Linked DNA regions of Mus musculus: all the other regions are linked to region 1. Evidence: chromatin contacts called from ENCODE Hi-C or POLR2A ChIA-PET data. All regions are on one chromosome and are shown on one strand. The core of a region is the stretch at or near the end of the contact, and the rest is flanking DNA. Distances in the headings are between cores, read along the strand shown.

The links. A loop is a pair of places that touch in the nucleus more often than their neighbours do. ChIA-PET counts read pairs that join two places held with the same protein, here RNA polymerase II (POLR2A).
Region 2: a map of mouse trophoblast stem cell shows a loop between it and region 1 (1.8-fold over the local background). The contact joins the promoter of Zfp346 here to the promoter of Fgfr4 in region 1. A Hi-C loop is called at or near these places in 4 of 37 maps with a recorded cell type or tissue (gastrocnemius and mouse trophoblast stem cell). POLR2A ChIA-PET finds 5 or more read pairs at or near these places in 3 of 5 experiments (all embryonic stem cell).
Region 3: POLR2A ChIA-PET joins it to region 1 with 14 read pairs in embryonic stem cell. The contact joins the enhancer-like site here to the promoter of Fgfr4 in region 1. POLR2A ChIA-PET finds 5 or more read pairs at or near these places in 5 of 5 experiments (Patski and embryonic stem cell).

The regions. Positions count from the first base shown.
Region 1 is chr13:55,150,115-55,154,989 of GRCm38, reverse strand. Fgfr4 (fibroblast growth factor receptor 4) reads right to left here and starts at 2,172. Exons shown (of 18, transcript NM_008011.2): 1 at 2,063-2,172.
Region 2 is chr13:55,102,675-55,107,549 of GRCm38, reverse strand. Zfp346 (zinc finger protein 346) reads right to left here and starts at 2,241. Exons shown (of 7, transcript NM_012017.2): 1 at 2,032-2,241. The coding sequence starts at 2,206.
Region 3 is chr13:55,188,481-55,193,355 of GRCm38, reverse strand. No RefSeq gene overlaps it. Among named protein-coding and RNA genes, the nearest start is that of Nsd1, 19 kb to the left of the region's middle. Within about 2 kb of position 2,991, at least 3 of the 3 ENCODE cell types and tissues checked have a DNase peak (open chromatin) inside an H3K27ac peak, as active enhancers do.

The DNA of each region.
Region 1 (4,875 bases), core at 923-3,422:
CACCAACACTTCCATGCCCAGTTTGGGACGCTTCCAGCGGTGTGTGCTGTCACGAGGCGCAGTCCAAATCAAGGACATTCTTCCTCGTTCCGAGCCGGACAAGCATCCTGAGGACACTTCTGGTGGTTTGTTCCCTCACAGCTTCATCTTAGACAGCGTAGGAGCTTGTTTGGCTTTGTTTATTGTTTTTCAGAGTTGTGGGTTGAACCCAGGACCTCCTTGCATGCTAAGCAAAGCCTCTGCCATTGAGCTTCCTGTCTAGCTGGCTCTGTAATTGGCACAGGTTTTACATGTCTGGTAGCGACAAATTCAAATCCTGATTCCTGCCAAGACCTACCTACCTTTGTCCCTTTCTGAATTGTTATCATCATAGGGTTGCTTCAGGGACAAAAAGGGACCATATATGGAGGGATGGCACACACAGGGCATCGGTGAGACATTCTCCCAGTCCCCATACTGAGTGTGCACCGGCACCGTTTGTCTGACATGACTCAGTCTCTGCTTCTGATATGGAGTTTAAGTCTGATACACAGACTTGTCCACATGCTGTAGTGGAGCATCTGTTTCACAAAAGGAAGACTCAGACCTAAGCCTTAACTTGACCAGGGAACCAGTGGAGTCCCAGGGACGCACAGGCTGTTACCTAGTCCTGGATAACAGCCAGGTGTCACCAGCATCTTTGGATCAGTGTTCTTTTTCTTTGGGGCCCTGCTCTTGTGAGTGTGCGCGCCATCTTTGCACAGGGGCCATGCTAATCTCCGTATCAGGCCAATGTTAGTGAGTGACAGTTGAAGAAAACAGCATGATTCTTAGAAGATGCATTCCATACTTTACCAAACTGGGAACCCTGCCGAGGGTTTTTCTCAGCCCACTGCTGAGGAAGACTCAGGCCTAATCAGTCTACTGACCTCAATGTCTCTCAGCTCCCCTGCCCCACAGAGACTAGGTCATGGTCATTTCTCGCTTGGTATCTTGGCAAACCTTGGTTCTTCACTGCCCACTAGTTTTTTTGTTTTGATTTTGTTTTTTCTCCCTGTCACCCAGATTACAAGCCCCTAAGGGTTAACTGCAGGACCCTCCTGTTTCTTTTTCTATTATTTTGAGACAAGTTCTCACTAAAGTTGACCAGGAAGACTGGCATTGAAACTCACTCTGCAAACCAAGCAGGTCTACAAATGGTGAGGCTCCTGCCTCAGCCTGGCTAGTACTACCCATCAAGGCCCATGTGCTGGGCCCAGCTTTTCTACGCTTCATTTTAAATGCCAGTGTCAACCTTGTAACTCCCACAGTCTGTCCCTTCAGTAAATTCTAAACGCCGACATGTTTGCTCCCTTGCCTGTACCTCCGTGTTCCTCTATTGCCTTAAAACCTTGATCTGTCCCCTACCCCCTAGTTTGCTCGGCCCATCTGCAAAAGACTCCTACCACACCCTGCAAAGCAGAGAGGGCCATGCTTCATCTCCAGCTTGGGTTGGGGCGGACAGGTCCGGGGAGGTTTTATTCCCACTCACAGGTTACCCTGAACTCACAACCACAGAATTCTTAGTCTGGTCACCAAGGCTGGCCCCTTAGGATCGCTAGCACTTGGGACTGTCATCAGAGAGCGCTAAGTTGTTCACCCTCCTGCACTCACGCGATGAGGTACTCTGTGCAAGCGACTGCGAGCATTACTTTTTTTTTTTTTGCCAGGGGCGACAGTGCTCTTACTTTAATGCCCCCACCCCGTCGCTCTTGGAGGGAGGTGCACGTCAGCGGTCCCCGTGCGGAGTTGCATAGACAGCTGGCCCATCGCCCCCGCCCCGGTGGGCAATAAGTAACCAGAGCGGTGACCAGGGTGCTCTTTGAACGGAGGGGGACAAAAGGCCCTGTGTGCGCTGCGGGTTACTGATTTACCGCCCCCTCCACCCAACCACTCCCGCCGCGCGGGCGCCAAGGTCCCCGGGACAGAGGGGGCAGCTCGGGAGCTCCACGGCCGCTGTCCCCACGGCGGCCGGGAGTACGGTGTGTGGCCCAACTGGCCCAGAGCTAGAGGGCTCCGCTCCCGGCGCAGGGGCCCGGCTCACCTGGCTCCTCCGCCGCCCGGCTCCCGCGCGCGCGGGTCACGATCCCGGCAGGGCTGGCACACTCACCCGCCCGGAGCTCCTCCGCCCCGGGCCGAAGAGCCAGGAATGTCCCTGCAACTGCAGCGTGGCGGGGGGCTGCCCCCTCCTGCCCCGCCCACCTCGGACTCCGCCCCTCCTGGACCACTTCTGATCTGAGAGGCGTGGTCCGAGACCCGGCAAATGTCAGCCCGGTACCCTAGTGCGGGAGCTCCCCGTTGGGACTGGATCGCCCAGTCTCAGTCGTTCCGGGGCCCCACGTCCAACCTGCAAGGTCTAACTTGCTACCTTGCTCTATCCTTTGCTCTTCCTCAATTTGGCACTCACCAGGCTCTCTGGTTTTCCGTGAAATCACAGAACATCAGAGAGACCTGACCTCTCCTTGGCCTGAGCGACCTTCAGAGGATATTTAAAATATATCTCGGTCGGTCGGGGTGGCGGCGGCGCACTGGGGAGGCAGAGGCAGGTGGGTTTCTGAGTTCGAGGCCAGCCTGGTCTACAGAGTGAGTTCTAGAACAGCCAGAGCTATACAGAGAAACACAGTCTCGGAAAAGAGGGGGGGGGGAGGGAGGGAGAGAGAGAGAGAGAGAAAGAGAGAGAGGAAAAAACTTTAAACTTTAATTTGTAAAAAGTTGTGCTTTTATTTTTAAAAGTTTAAATTTTCACTCTAAAAAGTTTTTTTGTTGTTTCTTTTTGTTTGTTTGGGGTTTTTGTTTTTGTTTTTGTTTTTTCAAGACAGGGTTTCTCTGTATAGCCCTGGCTGTCCTGGAACTCACTTTGTAGACCAGGCTGGCCTTAAACTCAGAAGTTTGCCTGCCTCTGCTTCCCAAGTGCTGGGATTAAAGGCGTGTGCCACCACTGCCCCGCCCTGACTGCTCTTCCAGAGGTCCTGAGTTCAATTCCCAGCAACCACATGGTGGCTCACAACCATCTGTAATGGGATCCGATGCCTTCTTCTGCTGTGTCTGAGAGCAGCTACAGTGGACTCACATACATAAAATAAATAATGCTTTAAAAGAATACTTCCTCTGGTTTTTACATAGATAGTGTTGTGATGACATGGTGGTCTGGTCCACATGTACAGACCTCCTCCTCCTGTGTTGCTCCCCATCCTATCCCTGGGTCTTTGCTCACCCATCCCCTGTTCCTAGTCTAACCTGCTCTCTATTGGTCTGGCACTTTGGTCTCCGTTCAAGGCCCCAGGACATCCCTGGGGATTTGCCAAGTCCCCTTTGTTAGGATGGAGAAAAGAATGAGCCCTGAATCTCAGTACTGTCTATCAGCCTTGTCTCTGTCTTTGTTTGCTCCTCAGCAAATCAGTAAATGATAGTAGGCTGCTGAAGAGACTTGCTGGAAGGAGAATTCACATGTTCATATCTGACCTGTGAGCACTAACAGCCATTCTTTCTTCTTCGCACTTGGCAGGCTGTAACTGCATAGTTGTTATTCATGTAATCAGCTGGGGACCGACCACTAAGCTCCCGGAAGCCAGGAACTGAGTCAGTGGACTTCACTTTTGTATCTCAAGTGCCTGGCACACAGCAGGTGCCTCCAGAGAGCTCCACCCCCACCTGGCTCAGGTGTATCTCATCTACCAGCACTTCTGTCAATCGAATGGACTGTAGCTTAGCTATGAAGTCAGCCAGGCCAAATTTCACCTGAAGTCCCAAGATGTTTGCCTCTATGAAGCGTTTTGGAAAAAAAAAAAGCTCAACTCAGGCCATCTGCAGAGCTCCTAGCTATCACTCAGGGATGAGAGCCTGCCTGGGAAGCAGCAGCTTCCTTTCCTTCAAAAAAAAAAAAAAAATCAGTGGGGCATGGTGGCACACGCCTTTAATCCCAGCACTCGGGAGGCAGAGTCAGGCAGATTTCTGAGTTCGAGGCCAGCCTGGTTTACAAAGTGAGTTCCAGGACAGCCAGGGCTATACAGAGAAACCCTGTCGAAAAACCAAAAAAAAAAAAAAAAAATCTATTGTGTGCATGAGTGTGCTTGCGTGTGTTACCATGAACCATCAGTGTGGACTCTTGGAAGAAACAGCATGCTCTAAACCAATTCTCCCTTCCTCTATTCATATCTTGACTTTTAACCTTATTTACACTTTAATTTCATTATTCTGTGTGCACGTATGGCTGTGTGCACGTACTGCATGCAGTGATGGTTTGGAAACCCGAAGATCTTGGATCCACTGGAACTAGAGTTATGGATGGTTGTGAGTCACCATATGGGTGCCAAACACATGCATGCACACACACACACACACACATGCGTGCATGTATACACTCAGGGTCCGGGGAGAGAAAAAAAAAGTCTAGCATGATCCACGTGATCCACCAGTCAACAGTCTAGCCCCTCAAAAGTGTCCAGGAGGAAGGAGGTGTCTAGCTGGAGGACCTGCTTTGCAGAGAGCTCACCTCAGAATGCCAGGACCTCTCTTCTCCCGGTCCTCCACGGACTCCACTTATTAAATTCAGTTCTTGGGGTCCTTGATGAGCTGACAACAGGAGCTAGACCCTACAACACAGATTTCATTCCAATCCTGAGGTGTATCCTGAGCCCTTGCTAATTAACTAAGAACTTCCTGTAACCCCACTGTCTTCCAAGGTTCCCAAGGCCCTCAGACTGTCACCCCCCCACCCCCGTTCCAAACATATACTCTCTAAATCTCTTGACTGAACGGTTTCACACTCTCACAGGATCTTTCAGTCAGTCAGTCAGTCAGTCAGTCAGTCAGTAAATTGACTGGCAAGTATTTTATTGAAGGTTTATTATGTGACTG
Region 2 (4,875 bases), core at 992-3,491, 48 kb after region 1:
TAACATAGACAGGCGTTGTTCCAAAGAACCTTTCTAAACCCGTCCACTTCCCCTGTATCCTTTCTTTTCCACTACCTTTGGTGGGTGGTGGGTTACAAGGGAGGTTAAAACATTTAAGAACCATCATTAAAAGTAAAATTTAAAAAACGAAAGTTATACAACTGTTTTGGTGTTTGCCTCCAGGACGGACTGCAAGCTACTCCAGAGTAAGAACAGCATCGTCTTCATCCCTAAGGCTCTGAGGTCCAGCTGGCCCTGGGAATGTCAAATTCATGAAAGGAAATCTGGGTCAAGGAGACAACTTTGTACTACAATTTTTTTTGAGGCAAGAGTCTTATTTATCCCATGCTTCTCTCAAACTTTTTTTCCCTCCCTGAGACAGTTTCTTTGTGTAGCTCTGGCTGTTCTGGAACTGTCTCTGTAGACCAGGCTGCCCTCGAACTAAGAGACTCAACCAAGTGCTGGGATTAAACGCATGTGCCAGAACTGCCTGGTTCAAACTCAGTATATAGCTGAAGCTGGCTTGAATTCTTGATCCTATCTCAACCACTTGAGTGCTGAAAATGACATGTATCTGCTACCACAACTGGCTCAAAAAAATGTTTAAAAGTACAAAAGTAGAGACTCAGAAATGGCATATACATTTATTAGGAGCCAGACTTAACAGTATTAGATTGGGGATGCATACACTTAAATTCGACGTATCTTGGGGTCAGAGAGATGGTTCAGTGGTTAAGGCCATGTACTGCTTTTGTAGAGAACCAGGGGTTCAGTTCTCAACACCCACATGGTAGCTTATAATGGTACCTCGAGTTTCGGGGGATATGATACCTTCTTCTTATATCTTTGGGTACCTGTCATTCATATACACATACATGCAAGCAAAACACTCATCACATAAAATAAAAACATATTAAAAATTTAAATATATCTCCCTTTAATATGGTAAAAAAAAAAAAAAATCCCAATTTTATCCAGGGCAAGCAGTTCACAAACACATTAAACTTCCCAAGATTAGTCTGCTCAGCAAGCAAAATAACCAGGGAAAGACTTCTCTGCAGGGACCTGATAGGTTAGCACAGAAACCCAGATAACAGTTCTTGTACATTTGGGTTAGTATTAAGTAGCTAGCTCGGGAAGGGACTCTGAAAAGAGAAAGAGGCCAGCTCGCCCTGCACTCCTCTAGTATCCTTGTTACCCACCCAGTTTTGGTTCAAACAGAGCCATCTGGTAAGGTTCTGCCCAGAAGTGCACCCTGAGTGAGTATACACTGTTCTCCACAACTCTGCATCGAGTGTGAGATGAAGCAGTCAGAGGCAAGATGAATACCTAAGCTTCCCCGCCTCCTGGGCCTCCTCAGTGGAAAAAGCTGTTGGCAACAGACACAGAAATACGGTTTTGAAGGACATAGTGGTGCAAGCCAGCGATGCCCACACTGAGGCAGGGAGACCCATGCAAGTTCAAGGCCAGCCAAGTCTACCAAGGAAGAAACATGGCAAACCAGGACGCAGTCATCAAGCCCAGGAGCTGGGATTCAAGAAGACCTTCCAGAGCTCACGTTGGTCCTCCCTCTCACTAGGAAGGATGAGGGCAGGAGGTCCACCACGAGTTGGAACAGTGAGAGGCGTCGCAAAATAAATGTAATAATAATGAAGTAAATTAAATAAAGCTATTCGGATCTGTCAGAACCATAGGGCTTTGAGAGGAAAGAGAAGCAATGTGGAGTTGTGGAATTAAAGACAGACAGGGACGGGGGCTGGCTCGCCTACGAGTCAGGCTGGGAAAGTCCTGTCGCTGTCTAAGAGGACAAGACCTAGAATGGGGGGAAACTGTTCGCAAGTGAACGCCCTGGAAAGGAGGACGGACAAATTCCGCAGGGTAACGAGTTACTAGGTCCAGCACCCTTCGCGAGAGCGAGCTCGCAGCTCCGGAACGTCGTGCAGAGGCTGGCGGGCGCCAGGGGAGTGACAGGAGGCAGGGCCATCCCATCCCGCCTCGGTCCAGCCGCCAACCCCGGAGCCCCCGACTCACCTTCCTCCCTCCCCGCCGGCTGCGCACCGGACACAGCTTCCCACAGGCGACGCGCCCTCTCGCGGTCAAAGCGCACTCCGTCCGGTTCCCGACCCTCCGGCTCCTCGGAGCCCTTGTACGGTCCGGCTTCTCCAGGGTCCGCAGCATCCGTAGCATCGGGCGCAGGACACTCCATCTTTCCGGCAAGACGCGCCGTTAAGAAGCTGCGCATGCGGCCTGCTACCACGAGCAGTGGGTGGGCGGGGATTTGACCCGGCCAGCAACTCTCGCGAAGTTTGGGCTCTGCAGAGTCCCGCTGGGGCGGGGCCCTGAGGGGGCGGGGCCCAGAGGAGGCGGGGCCCAGAGGCTCATTTTGTTTTGGTTCCTCTGGCGCCTTAGGAGTCCAGTGAATTGGAAAAAAACGGTTCATGTTGATCACTTCTTAGCTCAGGGCTCTCAGTTTTGCTCAAGGTGAGCCACTGACGGACACTTGTCATTTCCTTTTTCTATATGTGGAAAATTATCTCCCATTTCTTTTCTTTTTTCTTTTTGGTTTTTCGAGACAGGGTTTCTCTGTGTAGCCCTGGCTGTCCTGGAACTCACTCTGAAGACCAGGCTGGCCTCGAACTCAGAAATCCTCCTGCCTCTGCCTCCCGAGTGCTGGGATCAAAGGCATGCACCACCATGCCCGGCAATTTCTCCCATTTCTTTGGAAGAGAACCTAAGACCCAGATTCTAGAAATGTTTTACTTAGCTTATTAAAGCAGACATAATGGTACAGCTCTTCATCTCAATACACAGGAGGTGGAGGATATAAGATTAGGAGCTTGAGGCCAGCCTGGGCTACCTGAGACCCTGTCTAAGAAGCACTTACTAATGGCTGAGCACGGTGGCTCATACTTGCTATTCCAAAATTTGGGAGACTAAGGTTAGAGAAATGCACATTTGAGAAAAAAAAGACATTGTTCGAGAAAAAGATAGTTAAGGCTGTGGTCAAAGTACTCTGGAGGACGCAAGACGACCAGGAGTTCAAGACAAACCTCTGCTCCAATAATAGATCATCTCTCAACGAAACAAAACACACCCACAAAACAAACAAAAACCCAGACAATAATAAGGTTGGATGTGGTGCCTGCCTGTAATTATATCACTCTGGAGGCTGAGGCAGGAGGATTGTCATGATGTATTTGAGGCTAGTGTTGGGAGCCATCTTCACTTTATGGGGTCTGGATGAGAGAGTTAGAGCTTCTCCTTGGTCTGCAGTATCTGATAAGTTCTTGGGCTTGTTCTCAGTTCATTCCCAATAAGTTTATGAGGTAGCATCCTCTGTTCTCAGGAATAAGTCGTTTATCAATCTCTGCCGATGAGTGGTGCCGAGCAAATAGGAGTTTGGGTCCACTGAGGAATACAGTTTACTTCTACCCTCAAGGTGGAGACACAGGCTGCTTGTAAAATGGAATCTTGGTCCATTTTACACGGTAGGAAACAAAACAAAACACTGTTTTACATGATAATGAGGTAAAATAGGGCACTGCTGGTCTTATATTGCTGTAATATTAGTTTTATTATTATTATTACTGTTATTGTTATTATTATTTGTTGTTATATTTTTGAGACAGGACCTATGTAGCCCTGGCTGTCCTGGGACTTACTATGTAGACCCAACTGGCCTTGAACTCATAAAGATCTACCTGCTTCTGCCTGCCAAGTGCTGAAACTAAGACTAAAGGTGTGTACTGCCATGCCTAGCTTTAGGTATCACTTTGAGGCACTGTAAAAAGGCAGAAAATTGAGGCGACCTTGGAGTGACAGAAGCCCCTGACCCAGGGGTCTAGTTTGCTTTTCCTGTTCACTCAGAGTTGGGTAATTTCAAAATAATCCAAGAAGCCAAGGTTGCTATAGTGATAGTGCTTATCTTCCTAAAGACATCTTAGAGGAAGAAACTAGAAACAACTGACTGAGCTGGTGGGATAGGCCAGTCACCCCACAGCTTGGCACATAGAGTTGGAAGGTCAGGAGTTCAAGGCCAATCTGAGATACACAAACTGACTCGTAACAGCAGAAAAGGGCTCTAGGGCTCAGCCTGTAAAGGTGCTTGCTACCAAGCCTGACATCCAGTGTTTGATCCCTGGGGCTCTTACATGATGTAAGTGTCACTAGCAGTTGGGGTTGCATGGGTAGGGACAAGGCCTCTTATCCAAAGAACTGAAGAAGGAGGCGCCATGACTAAGAATGACATACAGAAAGAAGCATTGATTTTGGCTTACAGTTCCAGAGCGAGAGTTCATAGTGGGAAGGAGGCACGGCAGCAGGTGGTCCCCCAGATCAGACATCACTTAGATGTCACAACCCACAACAGCTTGCAGAAGCAGAGTGAGAACTGGTGTGGGGCAAGCTCTAAACTCTCAAAGCCCACCAGAGTGCTGTACTTCCTGTAGAGAGACTCTACCCACTAAAGTTTCCACTACTTCTCCCAACAGCAAAACCAGCTAGAGAGGCCAGGCATGGTGTCGCTCGCCTTTAATCCCAGCACTTGGGAGGCAGAGGCAGGTGGATTTCTGAGTTCGAGGCCAGCCGGATCTATAGAGTGAGTACCAGGTCAGCCAGGGCTATACAAAGAAATCCTGTCTCAAAAAACCAAATAAATAAATAAATAAACACACCAAACAAAACAGTTAGGAACCAAGTGTGAGCCTGTGGGAGAGAGAGATTTCTGGGCACAGATTGATTTGCAAAAAAAAAAAAAAAAAAAAAAAAAAGATAAACTTTACTTGAAGCCAAGCAATAATACATTTTACAGAAGATACATGGTTATAATTGACAGTAGATCACATGAGTGAGGGCACTCAAGGACCCAGAATGCAC
Region 3 (4,875 bases), core at 1,742-4,241, 38 kb before region 1:
TGTGTGTGGTGTGTGCTCACTTGCGTGTAGATACACACCTGTAGAAGTCAGAGGACAATTTGAAGAAATTGGAAATTGGTTCTCTCTTATCACCATGTAGCATCTAGTGCAGATTGTTAGGTGTGGTAGTTTGAGAATGGCCTGCATAGGCTCATGTATTTGTATGCTTCCTGGTCAGTTAGTAAAACTGTTTGGGAAGGATGAGGGGGGCTGGCCTTGTTGGAGTAGGTGTGTCACTGGCAGTGGGTTTTGAGGTTTTAAAAGACTGCGTCAGGGTTCAGTCCTCAGTATCTCTCTCCCTCTCCCTCTCCCTCTCCCTCTCTCTCCCTGCCAACCTGACCTGTAGACCAGGATGTAAGCTCTCAGCCTTTGTGCCACCCTGCTTCCTGCCATGATAAGAAGCTAATCCTCTGACACTATAAGCAAGCTTCTAAGTCTTTTTTTTTTTTTTTTAATAACACTTGCTTTAGTCATGGTGTCTCTTCCTAACAATAGAACAGTGACTAAGACAGCAGGATTGTCACCAAGTACCTTTCCCTGCTAGGCCATATTGCTGGTCCACAGTGGGATCTTCCTCAGCCCAGTTGTGTTTGTCCCAGGGTCTACAGTGCTGGGCATTCAACAATCACCAAAATCAACATGACACGTTTGCTCCTACTTTGTCGATACATGCAAATGAAAAATAAAGATTTAAATGGGGTGGTGGCAGCTCAGGCCTCTAATCCCAGCACTCAGGAAGCAGAGCCAGTCTACAGAACAAGTCCCAGGACAGCCACGCCAGAGAACACAGAGAAACTCTGTCTCAAAACAAAACAAAACAAAACAAGTAAAACAAATAAATAAAACCCGAACAAACAACCAAGAATTGCAAGAGTTAGAGAGGTGGCCCAGCAGCTGCTGCCAATCCAGCCAAGCAAAGACAGAGACAAGCAAAATCTGGGGACTCCCGGACCAGCCAGCCTTGCTAAAACAGCAAGGTCCGGGGTAACTGAGTAACAGTGTCTCAGAAGGTAAAATTGGTATGTGATAGAAGAAGATACCCCAGCATCTACCTCTGGCTGGGAAACTCTGATGAGTACCCACATACACATACAAGAGATTTCCAACACGAGGGAGTAAGAACCTGTGTGTGTGTGTGTGTGTTTAAGATTTTCATTACTAGCCGGGTGTGGTGGCGCACGTCTTTAATCCCAGCACTCCGGAGGCAGAGGCAGGCAGATTTCTGAGTTCGAGGCCAGCCTGGTCTACAGAGTGAGTTCCAGGACAGCCAGGGCTATACAGAGAAACCCTGTCTCGAAAAACCAAAAAAAAAAAAAAAAAAAAAAAAAGATTTTCATTACTTAGGTATGTGTGAGTGCATATGTGTGCCGATCCCTATCAGATGCTTTGCAGCTCGGGTTACAGGTTTGTGTGACCACCCTGACTGATGCTTATGATAGAGCAGTAACCAGGGGGAGGGTGCAAGAGAGTGAGGGGCGATTCAAGACAGGGTTTCTCTGTGTAGCCCTGGCTGTCCTGGAACTCACTCTGTAGACCAGGCTGGCCTCGAACTCACATTGATCCACCAGCCTCTGCCTCCTGAGTGCTGGGATCAAACTTGAGCACACACACCCAACCCCCACCCTCTAGAACAAGCATTCTTAACCTCTGAGCCTTCACTCCAGTCCCCTGGCTTTTAAAACCCTATATGGCCGGGCATGGTGGCGCATGTATTTAATCCCAGCACTCGGGAGGCAGAATTTCTGAGTTCAAGGCCAGCCTGGTCTACAGAGTGAGTTCCAGAACAGCCAGGCTACACAGTGAAACCCTGTCTCAAAAAACAAAACAAAACAAAACAAAACCCCTATATGAATGTATTTTATGGGTGGATGTGAGTGCGGTGGTTTTGTGGGCAGGCTTGTGTCTTTGTAGAAGTCGGAAGACATGCACAAGTTGATCCTTCTTTCTACTATATGGGAGTGAATTCAGGTCACAGGATTGGCAGCAAGTGCCTTAGTCCACTGAGCCATCTTAGGAGCTCTGGGTAATCCTCTTTCATAGATAGGGAATCTGAGGATCAATCAAACTGAAGATCTGCCCTGGGCCACATGGTGGACAGTTCATTTCAGCTAGATGTGCTGGCTTCCAAGTCTCTAAAATGCTATTTATTTACTTTTTATACTGCTGGCAATCATAACTGGTAGGCTCCTAGCCACACCCTGAGACCTAAAACACTACTTACCAAAAACAAACAAACAAAAAAAAAACAAAAACAAACAAACAAACAAAAAACCCCACCTTTTGATTTCTTTCTATTTTATATTTTTATTATGCGTGTTCGTGCAGGCCAGAGTACTCCCAAGTCTTTCCTCAGGGCCATTCACCTTGGACCTGGGCTCAATGACAGCCAGCACCCCAACTCTGTATTACTGGCCATCACTAAGCTCTTTAGGTGGGTTCTACAGCTAGAACCCAGGACTTTATGCTCTCCCCTTAGCAGCTGAACTAGTCCCCACCCCCACACACCCCAAAAATATAAAATACTACCTTTTCTCCCTCTCTTTTTCCTCCCTCCTTATCCCCGCTTCCGTCTCTTTTTAAAGAGTCTCCATCCTGTGTAATCAATGCTGGTGCTGAGCTGTCTCCACACTGTCTGGTCAATGCTGGTCTTGAGTTCACGATCCTTTCAATGGTGTTACAGGCCTGAGGTACCGCAATACAGTTTAAGACACTCACAGCCTTGGATCCGTGAAGAGGTGGGATCATAACTGACAACCACGTAAGACTCAGCAAAAGGACACAGTGTCCTGGCACCAGGTTTGGGGACGCTTCTTCCAGTCAGCGGGACAGGACCGGGGGAGGCTAAGCCTCAGCTCCCCGGCAGGGCGTCCTGCAAACCCGCGATAAAGCTGCAGACAACACCACGCGGCCGCAGCGGCCACACGTGGGACTGCATTCGGGGGAGGGTGGCTAAGACTCGTCTTTGTCACATGGCTGCCACAGGCCAATCGGCGGCCACCCCAGCCAAGGCCATGACGTTGGTGCGGGATGAAGAGCCTTGGGAAAAAGGTGAGCTTTGCAAACTGGGCGGAGTCGGGAAGAGACTGCCAATTCTTGTCCAGACCAGTTCGCCCCGGATCCGGCTGTCGCTGTGCCCATCAATCTATCTGGATTTGCCACTCCCTGATAGCAACGCTCCGAGTGGAGGATCCTGGGCTCCTCCTGTCCGACCTCGTGCTTCCTTGAGTTTTTGTGCCTCTTGCTCCGCTAGAGTACCAACTCTTACTCCTCTTTCTTTTCTCCCGCAATCTCCACCCCACCCTTTTTTTTTTTAAACCGGCTCCAGGCCCAGCCTCTTTTCCTGTCTCCTGCCCTTCCCTCAAGGCGGCCTTTGTCCCCGCTGTAATCTGGCTCCAGATCTCTGATAGTGCTACTGTGGTGAATCTGCTGGCCTTTGTGAACCTTTGTTTCACTTCCAGCCACACTGACTATAAAAACTGTGGGGTTTCCAGAGCTTCCTGGCTTCTTCTGATCCCTTCTTAGGTGATGTTTCCATGAAATTGGCCTGCCTTCACTTTCCCCACCGTGACCTCCCTTCGACACTTCTGTGCTCTCCCAGACAGCCAGACGCAGCGTGTCCTTTTCCTGGGGGTGGGGGTGGGGTCCTCATCTACTTTTGCTCCTCCTAAACCACGGAGGAGCAACGCCTGAGCTCACTCTATCCCAGATTTGCCTGAATGTATGTTTCACGGCTACAGGTTCAATGTAAGCCATACATTTAGTAAGTAAGTATTGGGGACTGGGTGTGTAGTTCAGCTCTGTAGCGCTCATCTAGCATGCTCTGGGTCCTGGGAGCCATCCTCAGTTAAAGCTGTGTTCCTGTTTCATATATCTAAATACATATTTACGGGGCATGTTAGTTGCTTGAATATTTTGGCCTCTTGTAAAAAGCACAGTGAGTGTAGTAAATACATGATAAAGAATCCTTTGGGGTTGGGGGGTGCTGGTGTGATGGCTCAGCAGGTAAGAGCACTCACTGACTGCTCTTCCAGAGGTTCTGAGTTCAAATCCCAGCAACCACATGGTGGCTCACAACCATCTGTAATGGGATCTGACGCCCTCTTCTGGTGTGCCTGTGAAAGACCCTCGAGGGAAGACCCTCACTCAGACACTCAAGTCCCGGGACAGCCGCGTACCCAAGAAGACACTGAGACCATACATAAAATGTAGAAGGCAAGATTTAATAAGGCAGCAACATGAAAGCACACAGACCAGAGCTCTGGGGTCGAAATAAAGCAGCAACATGGAAGCACACAGAGCTCTGGGGTCGAAACTCATACACCTTAGCACAGGGTAGAGGAGTCTCGACGGTCAGCCAGAATTTTTCACAGGCTTATATAGTAAAACTCAAAGGGGGAGAACTGGGCAGGGAAAGTACAAGTTTACATCACTAGGGAGTTCTGCCAAAGGACAAGGGGTTCTGTCAGAGGAATCTACGTAACTAAGGAGTCATGTCCTATCAAGGAATCTACGTAACTAAGGAGTCATGTCCTATCATTTGGCAATGTACCCGGTTCATTTTGAGGTTGTTCCAGGAGGCCTTTATCTCAAAAATGTTTTTCAGATGGGAGGGGGTGGGCTCCGAGGTAAAAAGTTCATGTTTTCACAAGAGGCCAGTAATTTTCTATTCTTCATTCCCCACTTCTTCTTGTAAGTAATTCTAATCTTAGAATTTCAGAAGTCTATATCTCTATGTGGAGAATACTGCATTTACTCTATCTTTAACATGGGAACAGAAACAGAATAAGGCAGATTAGTAAACAGAACTAGGCAGGGACCCTTTTAGTGAGGCTTGAGGGTCTCAGCATGACGCAGGTGTACGTAGATCAGATCTCT